Regions from separate parts of the Homo sapiens genome. Here region 2 is linked to region 1. A link is a contact called in ENCODE Hi-C or POLR2A ChIA-PET data. All regions are on one chromosome and are shown on one strand. The core of a region is the stretch at or near the end of the contact, and the rest is flanking DNA. Distances in the headings are between cores, read along the strand shown. Region 1 has its middle 24 kb from the start of CATSPERB. Region 2 overlaps TC2N (tandem C2 domains, nuclear).

What was found. Hi-C counts contacts between places; a loop is a spot of excess contacts on that map. ChIA-PET counts read pairs that join two places held with the same protein, here RNA polymerase II (POLR2A).
Region 2: a map of posterior cingulate gyrus shows a loop between it and region 1 (4-fold over the local background). The contact joins two enhancer-like sites. A Hi-C loop is called at or near these places in 2 of 168 maps with a recorded cell type or tissue (Caco-2 and posterior cingulate gyrus) and 1 of 37 single-sample maps with no recorded cell type. POLR2A ChIA-PET finds 5 or more read pairs at or near these places in 3 of 52 experiments (A673, activated naive CD4-positive, alpha-beta T cell and naive thymus-derived CD4-positive, alpha-beta T cell).

What each region holds. Positions count from the first base shown.
Region 1 is chr14:91,752,958-91,758,490 of GRCh38, reverse strand. No RefSeq gene overlaps it. Among named protein-coding and RNA genes, the nearest start is that of CATSPERB, 24 kb to the right of the region's middle. Within about 2 kb of position 2,755, at least 7 of the 41 ENCODE cell types and tissues checked have a DNase peak (open chromatin) inside an H3K27ac peak, as active enhancers do.
Region 2 is chr14:91,786,301-91,791,833 of GRCh38, reverse strand. TC2N (tandem C2 domains, nuclear) reads left to right here. Exons shown (of 12, transcript NM_001128596.3): 10 at 4,207-4,321. Among named protein-coding and RNA genes, the nearest start is that of CATSPERB, 57 kb to the right of the region's middle. Within about 2 kb of position 2,358, at least 2 of the 41 ENCODE cell types and tissues checked have a DNase peak (open chromatin) inside an H3K27ac peak, as active enhancers do.

The DNA of each region.
Region 1 (5,533 bases), core at 1,506-4,005:
GTGCACACACACACACACACATTTATTATAAGGAATTGGCATATGTGATTATGGCAACTGGGAAGTCCAAGAATCTGCAATGTGGTCTGGCAGGCTCAAGACCCAAGAGAGCTGATGGTGCAGTTCCAGTCTCACAGAAGTCTGCTGGAGAATTTCCTCTGGCTTGGAGAAGGTGGTCTTTTCATTCTACTCAGGTCTTCTATTGATTGGATAAAGTGCACATACATCATGGAGGGCAATCTTCTTTACTCAGAGGACATCAGTGTCAATGTTATTCCCATCCAGAAACACCTTCCAAGTTGACACATAAAATTAACAATACACTTTTCCTCATCTCACCCAAATTTAGGTTAAGAGTTCTGGATACCTGAATTAATATTGCCATTGGAATGCCACTTTTACTTTTGGAGAAAAATTAGAAATAACATTTTATAAAATTAAAAAACTGTAGGCTAGGCACACTGGTTTACACCTATAATCCCAGCACTTTTGGAGGCCAAGGCAGGAGGATCCCTTGAGCCCAGGAGTTCAAGTCTAGCCTGGGCAACATAAGGAGATCCTGTCTCTACAAAAAAAAAAAAACAAAAAAACTGTAGCTAGGCATGGTGGCATGTGCTTGTAGTCTCAGATACTCAGAAGGCTGAGGTAGGAGGATCCCTTGAGCCCAGGAGTTCAAGGCTGCAGTGAGCTGTGATTATACCATGGCACTCCAGCATGGGTGACAGAGCAAGACTTTATCTCAAAAAGAAAAAAAAATACTGTGTTTCTGGTTTGCAATTATACTGAGTATTCCAGATATGAAGTGACCAGCTCATAGCACTTGCAACAAGATTATTCTCTTCTGTAGTCTGGTTGCTATATTTCTAATAATGTGACTCAAGATTTCATTCATTTTACCTCTGGACTTATCACTCTTTGAACTTTACGGTTTATCACTAGGTCTTTTTCTCTAAATGAGCTATTGTTAGGCCAGTTTTCTTCTTCCTCTTGCAATCCTGTTTTTCAGTGGTTGATGGCATTTAACCTAACGTGGATTTTCACATAACAATTGCTATTTTAAAATGTTATTAGTTACTTAACCCATATGATTTATCTTAGAACCACAGAACCTCAGAGCTAAAATGAACATTTTATAATAACAAACCGGGTCCAAAATAAATGACTTACATAGATTTATAAGGTAATTAATGACAGAGCTGAGTCAAGGATTCATGTTTCTTGATGCCTAGTTTAGTAGTCTTTGATGCAACAGACATCAAGTACATATTATATCTAGAAGTAATGTATTAAAGATAATCTTTTGGCTTAAATCATTTTAGAATGTGTAACATCCTTGTAATACAAGTCATTACCCATTTCAACTAGAGAAGAAGATATATAGAAATATCAAATGTTAACAAGGTAATAGGCCATTGCTTTTGTGTAATTCAAAATTTGATAATGATTTTGTTCTTTGCCCTAGTTATTGATAAAATTCTTAAAGTGAACATTGCCCTACTGCCTATTTCTAGGTGCTGTTCCCTTTAATAAGTATATTTTGAACATCATTTGTTTAACCCTGTTTTAACCAATTAGAAATCTATCTACTTGAATTATGTTCATTCTCTTCCCTATGTATTCTTTTTGAGTAACAAAATGAGATTATTTTAATATGACTAGAAAGGAAATATATCTTAATATGAGGGTGTACAAACTTTTGTTGTCTTAAATAAAGATTGACATGTCAAATCTGTAAAGAATAAAAGTAGACCTCATTTTTAGGTTTATTATTTTTTAAATACCACAAATGACAGTAAAGTTGCCTTCATTTAAATTGGTACCTTCAGTTACCCACCACCCCCAACCACTTCAATAGTTAAATGCATCTTACTTAAACATATTGGAAAATTTGGAGTAGAATCTTAATTAATGTTAATTTCATGTCTTTGATGATATACAATGTCCCTGCAAGATTAAAACATGATAATGGGAGTAACAAAAAATCACTGTTATTTAGTTTTTTAAATTTTGCATTTAGTGACTTTGAACAGTACAAATCAACTTAAAATGTATGCTTTGCTACTGACTATAACACTGACAATTGTATCATCAAGAGCAAATACTCAGCTTTGAGACCTTGGATCTAAAAAGCTAAAACTCTGCATTTCTGTTAAACATGTATTGATCTGGCAGTTGACAGCAGGTTGTCAAAGTGCCTTATGGTGGAAGTTGTAATAGATGATATCTACGTCCTCCTCTAATGAGTGAGTCTACCAAAGACCATGGAGAGGAAAATGTGCCTCTTATTGCCTGACTCCTGATGAATAAGACTTCAGTGAAGTGCAGAAAACAGGCCTCTGCTAGGTCTATCCATGACAGGCAAGTTACCCAAATGAAAACCTTGGGCTCTGTCTCAGCTGTCACCCTAACTTTCAAGTGACAGCAGCTAGCCTTTCAAAGTTCTAAGCACCTTTGAAGAGTTTCTGATAACACATTTAAAAGTATTATCACAGATGAAAGAGAATTCATTATGTCAGACCTACCTCAAAAGTTTTAAGTTTGTTCTTAAGTCCTTTCAGAGAAATTAACAATCCAGGAATAAATCTTTTAATTTACCCTACCTATTGTGGTTACTAGTACAAGGCACCTTTCTGATAATGAAACAGAAATCCTTTCATTCCTGGAATTTCCTGTTGGGAGTGTAGAGTTTTCTGAGCAATATGTAACGTTGGTTAGTTACGCAATATGTTGGATTTTACTGCCAGCTTTGTTTAAAAAGGGTGTGAGAGGCTTTGACCAACAGGAATGTGAAGTCAAAGTTAAGTATGGCATCATCTTACCACCTGTCACATGAATAAACCCGGATTCATAAGCAAATATGTTATACATTTAAGTGTTTTTATTAACTCAGATAAGCTAACTATAAAATAGTTTTATCTTTACCTGTATATAATTTGGAGAAACTATCTTTTTCCCTCCAGGAAAATGTTAGTGGAGAAAAATTGGTCCCCAAAGTTGCATACAAAAGTTATTAAACATGTGAGGGAGGTTGTCTTCAGTGATTGCAGGGGAGATGGATGGATCTGGAGATATGCTCATAATATATTTAAATCCCAGTACATGGGTGAGAGTCAAGTCTTCAGCACTATGGCAAACCTGCTAAGATTCAGGCCCCTGCTCTCTCCTCTGTCTCTAGCTACTTGGATAGGTGCTTAGTTCTCCCACATAACATTTCAAGATCTGTTTAGAATAACCCCTCCCAATCTTATGCAGAAAAGCATCCATATGCTGTTTTTAAGGATATAGAGACTATGTTGTAGTCTCCTTCAATAATACATTACCTATTTTTAATAACTTTAAGCCTCAGAAATTTCTTAGGTTAATATCTAATCTAATTTTCTCTGTAAGGCAGTTCTCAACCTTAGCACTATTGACATTCTGGGCTGGATAATCCTTTGCTGGTGGGGAGCAGGGGGGACTTGCCTGTGCATTATGAGATAGATGTTTGGCAGCATGCCTGGGCTCTACTCACTAGATGCCAGTAGCACCCTGCTCCCGGTTATGATTGCCAAAAATGTCTCCAAACATTGTCACATGTTCCATAGGGGTCAAAATTGCCCCTGTTTGAGAACCACTGCTCTAAGACAGCATAGAATGTTAGATAACTGTCCAGTTTTTATTTTCTCTTTTCCACTTGGCTGTGATTTACTTGAGATCTCACTTAAGAGGTGAGACTGGAACCTGGGTTTCCTAACTTCACTGTTAGTTTTTTTCCTAACACACCATGCTTTCTTGGTTTAAGATGCTCTGATACCCTACTTATGGGCTTGTCCAGCTATGAGTTCTGTTACAGTATAGCTAACCATTTAGTAACCTACTCCACATTATGCACATAAAATCTGTAGTTCTCCTTAATATCCACTTGTACATATTGTTTTGGCTTGTTTCTCCCAGAAGCAATCCTGAAATGGGAATTTGTGTAAAAGCGGCTTATTAGGAGGTGTTCTCAGGAAAAATTGGTAGAGGAGTGGGGAAGTGGCCAGGGAAGAGAAGGAAACAAAACAATGGTACAATGTCAGGCAAACTTCCAAGCAAGTAATTTTAGCTCAGTCCCCCTGGAGAGCCCTGGAGACAGTGTAGATCATATCTCAGAACTGTTCCAATCAGGTACAAGAGAAAAAAACTACAGTGTGCATACTTCCCTGCCCATCAGTCATTGTTTGAGGTGGAGTTTCTTAGCCTTGATACTATTGACATTTTGGGGGTAATTCTTTGGTTTTTTTTGTTTTTGTTTTTGTTTTTGTTTTTGTTTTTTGTCTTGGGAGTCTGTCCTGCGCATTGTAGGCTGTCTGGCTACAATCTCTGGCTTCTATGTGTTAGATGCCAGTAGCCTCCCAGCCACCTTTCCCGGCCCGGTTATGACAACCAAAAGTATCTCTAGACACTTTGACTCCTGGAGCTCAAAGTCACGTCCTCATTCAGAACCACTGGTTTAAGTGTCCCTGGGGAGATGTAAATTTCCAGGAAATTTACTCAGGCAAAATGGTCTTTGGCAGCTTAAGAGCAGCCCTCTGACTGACACTGGCATTGGCTGTGGGGGTGAAAGCACACCAGGAGCCATGTGCGTGAAAAGGTTAATGAATTCCAGTAGCTATGGTTGGAGTGCTGATATCATGTGCTACCTGTATATTGACTTATTAAATTTCTCCTTTTCAGCCATGTGAGCATATTTGATATAAAGGCACAGTTTTCTTTGAAGGGCTTTTGGTGGACTGAGTCAACCCAGTGTGCCACATGTTATAGTCAGTGCCACTAGAGCAGTATCTGACTCATCCTACTGTTGCCATTATACACCATAAATACCTCTCCACTGAGGCTAATTTTAAGCTCTGTGGAATTAGTTTGATCAGAAACCTGAATCAAGAAAGAATTTCATAAGTTGGAACCATTCCTGCTAGACTAGACTTACTGATTTTTGTTTCACTCTAATGACAGAAAATCAATGTGTTTTGGCTGTGTTTTTCTAATCTTGAATCTATTTTTGTTGTACCTGCTGTGCCCAATTTACCATTCATTCATTCAAAAAGTGTTTACTGAGTGCCTAATATGTGCCCAGCGCTTTGCTTGGTAATAGGAATACAATAGGAGACAAAAGAGAGATGGTTGCTGTATTAATGGAACTTCCAGTCTAGTAAGGGAGAAAGACAAGAAATTAGTTACAGTTCAAGGAGCAGGATTGTCTGAAAATAGCCTTGAATTCTCACTCTAGGTTTCCTGGACTGTGAGAACGGGGGAGTTCTCTTCTATGTCATGGGAGGGGCTGTGCTCAAATCTTATGAGACTGGTGGCTTTGTCTTCCCAGCAGAGGTGATTTCAACTTTGCAGGAAAGCTGGCATTCTTAAACAACTCCAGTAAGCAGCCTGCTGGGCTGTCAAAGTCAGACTGCCTGGCACCAAGTGTATTCCTCCAATGTTAAGGCTGTATAAACAGGGAGAATAGCAGAGAGGCCATTGTCTCTCTAACTAGAAGCAAATCCCCATAGTATTGGTTCTT
Region 2 (5,533 bases), core at 1,109-3,608, 34 kb before region 1:
CTCCTGGCACATTTCTTATTAATGTTTTATACTTCAAGGGAAATAACTCTGAAGTATGAATAACCTTTTTTTTTTTAAGTTTTTTTAGGTAGCTGATAACTTAGGAAAAACAAGAAAGAATCATAAATTCCACACTCAATCAGAGATTGCCCTGAAATAGATTAGGAAAGTTGTTTTAACCATGAGTAAGCTATACAGCAGCTCATAAATTGATTAGAAGTTTTTACAGCTGATTTTTTTTTTCTGTAAAAAGCTTTATTACCTAATGGTGCTGATTGGGACTTGCTATTTGCTTCTCAGCCAACTGAACACTGTTTTTAAATTGTTTAGGAATTTCTAATTAAATTGTATAGATTGAATGTTAGGATAATGTTTATAAAAATCAGTCTTAAGCTTTTGTAAGGTCAAACCTATATGCGGTTTTAAATTTGTATGGGATTTATATTTTACCTGTTTCCAAAAATATTTAAGGTGACTGGAAGTGCTTCTTAACTCTGGGTATACATTAGAATCATCTGGGAGCTTTAAAAAAATGCCCATACATAAACTAAAAAAAATTAGAATTTTGGGGGATATGGGGCAGAAACATGTATCTACCCTTCCCTTCCCTTCCCTCCCCTCCCCTCTTCTCCCCTCCCCTCCCCTCCCCTCCCCTCCTTTCCCTTCCCTTCCCTTCCCCTCCCTTCCCTTCCCCTTTTTTTTGAGGAAGACAGAAAGCTCTGTAGCCCAGCATGGAGTATGGTACGCAATCACAGCTCACTACCTCCTCCATCTCCCCGACCAAGCAATCCTCCCATGTCAGCCTCCTGAGTAGCTAGGACTACAGGCACACCACCATGCCCAGCTAATTTTTTAAATTTTTAGTAGAGATAAGGGGTCTTGCTATATTGCCCTTTCTGGTATCAAACTCCTCAGTTCAAACAGTCCTCCTGCCTCGGCCTCCCAAATTTGCTGGGATTGCAGGCATGAGCCACTGCGCCCAGCCTTGCCTATTATTCTTTATCTCAACCCCCAATGTGCTGTTCTGTAACTATGACAGGAGTTTGTCACTGGCATTTTTGACACTAGCTTAGTAGGTAGTAATCTGCAGCCATAGTTTACAGAAGGCACAAATAGACTATTCAAATAGATAATTCATATATTAAAACTTTAAAAACAGAGTATATAAGAAGAGAACTCAGGGATTTTCTGGGGAATTAAGATATTATTATCTGCGTTGGAAAATATGAATGAATAATTATGGCTAAATTTCTACTAAATCATATTTCATGTATCAGAGATTTTATAAATATTTGTGTATTTTCTGAATGCCAGGTGCTAGGGTTATAGATTGATAACCTGAAAGAAGAGTGTTTGGGCTATGCTGGACCAGTGAGTTTATGTTAATAAGTGTGAATGTTTCATATTATTGGCTAAAGCAATAATAGTATGCTTTGTTTTAATGTGTTGAAGAGGAAAATAAATATTCTAATAGTGATGTCTAAAGAGCCGTACTTTCCCATCCACACTGACAACTGTTTCACCATGAACAGCACAACTTTCGGGTTTTTACTCAATAAAGAGTCCTTGACCTTGACAAATAGTAATGTAAATAATTACTTCACATCTCAAATTTCGGTATTGAATAATGTGGAAGAAATACGTTTTCCTGAAGAAATAGCTAGCATTTACAGAGATTTATCTTACGGCTGCCTCAATGCTACGTGATCTAATGATCTAATTATCACCGTGTTGTTCTTTATCCGTTTTGTGGAGATCAGGGGAACACTTGCCTGAGGTTATACAGCCAGTAGTTGGGGAGTCAGGATTTGAATGGAGGCAGTCTGATTCCAAACCCAGCTCTTTTAACTCTACCATGTATTGCCCCGCTAAGAAGATATTCTCAAACATCACCAGATCGTGATGTTCTCTAATGATGCTCAGCATTTCATTTCAACCCTTCCAGGAAGGCTAACAATGTTTTCTTTTCTGAATAAAAGGATACATTATTCAGGAGCAGTTTTGTGCTTATTAAATGCAGGCAATACATAACTGCTAATTGATTGGAATTTTAATTTTTTGGTTATTATGAGATTTAAATAGTTTAAATCTTTGAATAGTTTTTCATGATCTGAATTAATGTCCTGGAACATGAATTGAATTTGTGAAATAACCTTGGCAAGTAGGAAATGGTAAGCCTATTGCCAAATGCTGCTCTGTTTTTTTTTTTTGTTTTTTGTTTTTGAGATGGAGTCTCTCTCTGTCGCCCAGGCTGGAGTGCAGTGGTGCAATCTCGGCTCACTGCAAGCTCCGCCTCCTGGGTTCACTCCATTCTCCTGCCTCAGCCTCCTAAGTAGCTGGGACTACAGGTATCAGCCACCACGGGTGGCTAATTTTTTCTTTTTCTTCTTCTTTTTTTTTTTTTAGTAGAGACAGGGTTTCACCGTGTTAGCCAGGGTGGTCTCGATCTGACCTCGTGATCCGCCTGCCTCGGCCTCCCAAAGTGCTGGGATTACATGCGTGAGCCACCGCACCTGGCCAATAGTTTAACTCTTTGAACAGTTTTTCATGATCTGAATTAATGTCCTGGAACATGAATTGAATTTGTGAAATAACCTTGGCAAGTGGGAAATGGTAAGCCTATTGCCAAATGCTGCTCTGTTTTATGAGAGTGAACTCTACAATTGTGTAACAATAAGAGACGTTTTGCCACCTTTACGTGTTTTCATAAGTGTTATTACATTGTGGGTACAAAACTGTAATAAAAAATAATAAAAAAATTTAACCATGATTTCCCTTGTGTTTTATAAACAGTATGACTCTATCTTTTAAAATATATTTTTTAAATGCCAAGGACAGCAATTTTTTTTCAATCAGCAAAGGTTTTTTTTTTATGGCTACCAAATTAGTTCATGTGAAAAGTTGTTAGTTCATTCTCATTCTGATTACAGTCAAAAGCAATAAATTAACTTATTTATTAGAAGTCAGCATTTGTTGCCAAATAACAAGTTTTATCATCAATTTAGACCTTTTCAAGGGGAAATTAAATTCCAACAGTTGAGTTTGTACTTGTTAAGCAATTCACTTTTCCTTTTCTATCTCTTCATTTCTTATGGCATGACTGGTTTGAAATACAGAATCATATTTTAAGAAAACACCAAGCTTCTGTCAATGTTATGTATATGGAGAGGTTGGAGTTTTTGTTGTTTTTTTGTTGTTGTTGTTTTTCCCAATGAGCTATGAGCCAGTTATTGGGGAATACTGAGCAATGTCAAATATAAATGTCTTCATCAAGTGTCATTCAGTTGTTCTGTAACTTTATTGGAATCAGTACTAACAAAGACTTTGTGTCTGTCTATGCTGAGCCCTAGTATGATCTGTGAACATTATGTTCCTACTTTATTCCTATTCTTACTCTTTTCAACATGTAAACAATAGTGTTTTTGTGTTTGGACAACCATTCTCCCTTTTATTTTTCAGTCCAAGGACCTTGGAATCCACCTAAGTAGTCTGGCTTGTGTTGTATTTCACAGACAAATAACCAACTTTCTTCTGCTGTTGGTCAGCAGTACTGAAGAACACATTTTAATTTTTCCTCTTCTCTAAGTCTCCTTCATTTTGCCGTTTGCCTCAGGTTTTCTTTGACCTTTTCCTTATTATTTACTGCCTCATCACTTTGACTAGCTTCCTTCTTGCCAGCTTTCTTTAGCTTGCTTCCATTCAGCATAGTAATTCACTCTTAATCCACAGATCTGTTTATTGCTGTCTTCTGATTGTGGTAGCACCTACTCTGATCTCCATAATTAGAAAATAATGATGATTTTCATATGTAACTTTTTAATCATATTTCGTGTGTTCTCTAAAAATAATTTGACTACATTTAGTTGTTTTGAAAGTGTATTCCTTTTGTGTTAATTTCACTGGCATTTTCTTCAGTGATACTGCTTATTAATTTAATTTGCTTTTAATTTGAATTGGCTCTAGGTGTCACAGATTTTGAAGTTTCAGTACATAGATATAACCTGTATTTTCAGAAACCATGCAAATGAGTACTTTAAAGAATTCATGATATTTATCTTCATAACTTTGTCTTGTAACTTATAGTTTTGAATATCATTTGAAAGGAATACTTTCAAAATTTCTAACCTTAGCTTTTTATCTTTTAATTTTTGAATTGTTTCAAAAACTTTATTCTTAACTACCAAATGACACTTTTTTGATATGCAGGTTTGCCATGCAGAACTTGAATTGGGGACTTGTTTTCAAGCAGTAAATAGCAGAATTCAGTTACAAATTCTTGAGGCACGGTACCTTCCAAGCTCATCAACACCTCTGACTTTGAGTAAGTATATCAGTGGTTCAAAGTAGAATCTTCAGAAAGTATTAGTAATAGAAAGTATTTTTTTTACATTTCTTACAATGGAGATTAAAATCTTAGTAACTTTTATTATTTAACTTATTTACTTTAAATTTAAAATTATAAGATTTCAAATTTTAGCCATTGTGTCTACCTTAATACAGTGGTCTCTTGAGTGTTATCCAGTTATGACCTCTCTGCCTTTGATACTGTTTTTTATTTAGCTCATCAGTTCATACAGGTTGAATGTCTAGAGGATTTTCAGTTATATTTTACCACCTGAAATGATTTATCCTCTCTCTAGGTCTGTGCCCTTTGTGGAATGCCCTGCTAACTAGAAACTTAATTGTAAAAAATATATATATCAAAAACAAACCTAGAAACACTTTTCTCTCCCTGTGTTTTGTCTACAACCAGGAGTTGTGATACTTTGGTTGTCTAGTCCCAGAGATTTGAGTGGGCAGAAGTGCCCCTTTTCCCTACTAAAAGAAGGGAACTGTATGGGGGCAGGCAAAAGCAATGCATGTTCACCGTAACTAGAAAGACTAAAAATAAATGAAACTGAGCATTCAATTCAAGAAGCTAGAAAAACAACAAACCCAAAGAAATTAGAGTAAGGTATTAAAGCTAAAGTTGAAGGTGACAGATATGGAGACAACCACAAAAGGCATAATCAATAAAACTAAAAGCTGCTTCTTTGAAAGAATCATTAAAATAGACACATCTATAGAAGGTGAGATCAAGTGAAAAAATAGAGAAAACATGAATGATATTCTGAGCAATGAAGAGGATATAATTTCAAATTCAGAAGAGATTCTATCATGTATAAAGCAATACCATATATAGCTATACCGATTTATTTGGGTATCTATGTAAAATAAATGACTTTCTGAGAAATTCAGCAGTTGAAAGTAGAATCTTAAGAAGAGGAAGAAAATCCGAATAAAAGAATAAGCATGAAAAGGTAGTTAAAGAACTGCCTCTAATAAAAGCACTAGACCAAGGTAATTGTACTGGGAGATTCTACCAAATTTTCAAGGAACATGTAATTTCTGTTGTATATAAGCTGTTCCAAAGCATGAAAAGAAGATGGAAAAAGTAATTTTGTGAGGTCAGCATATTCTTGATACTAAAACAGAATGGATAGCACACACAAAAAGTAATTATAGACTAATGTCACCTGTGTAGATAGATGGA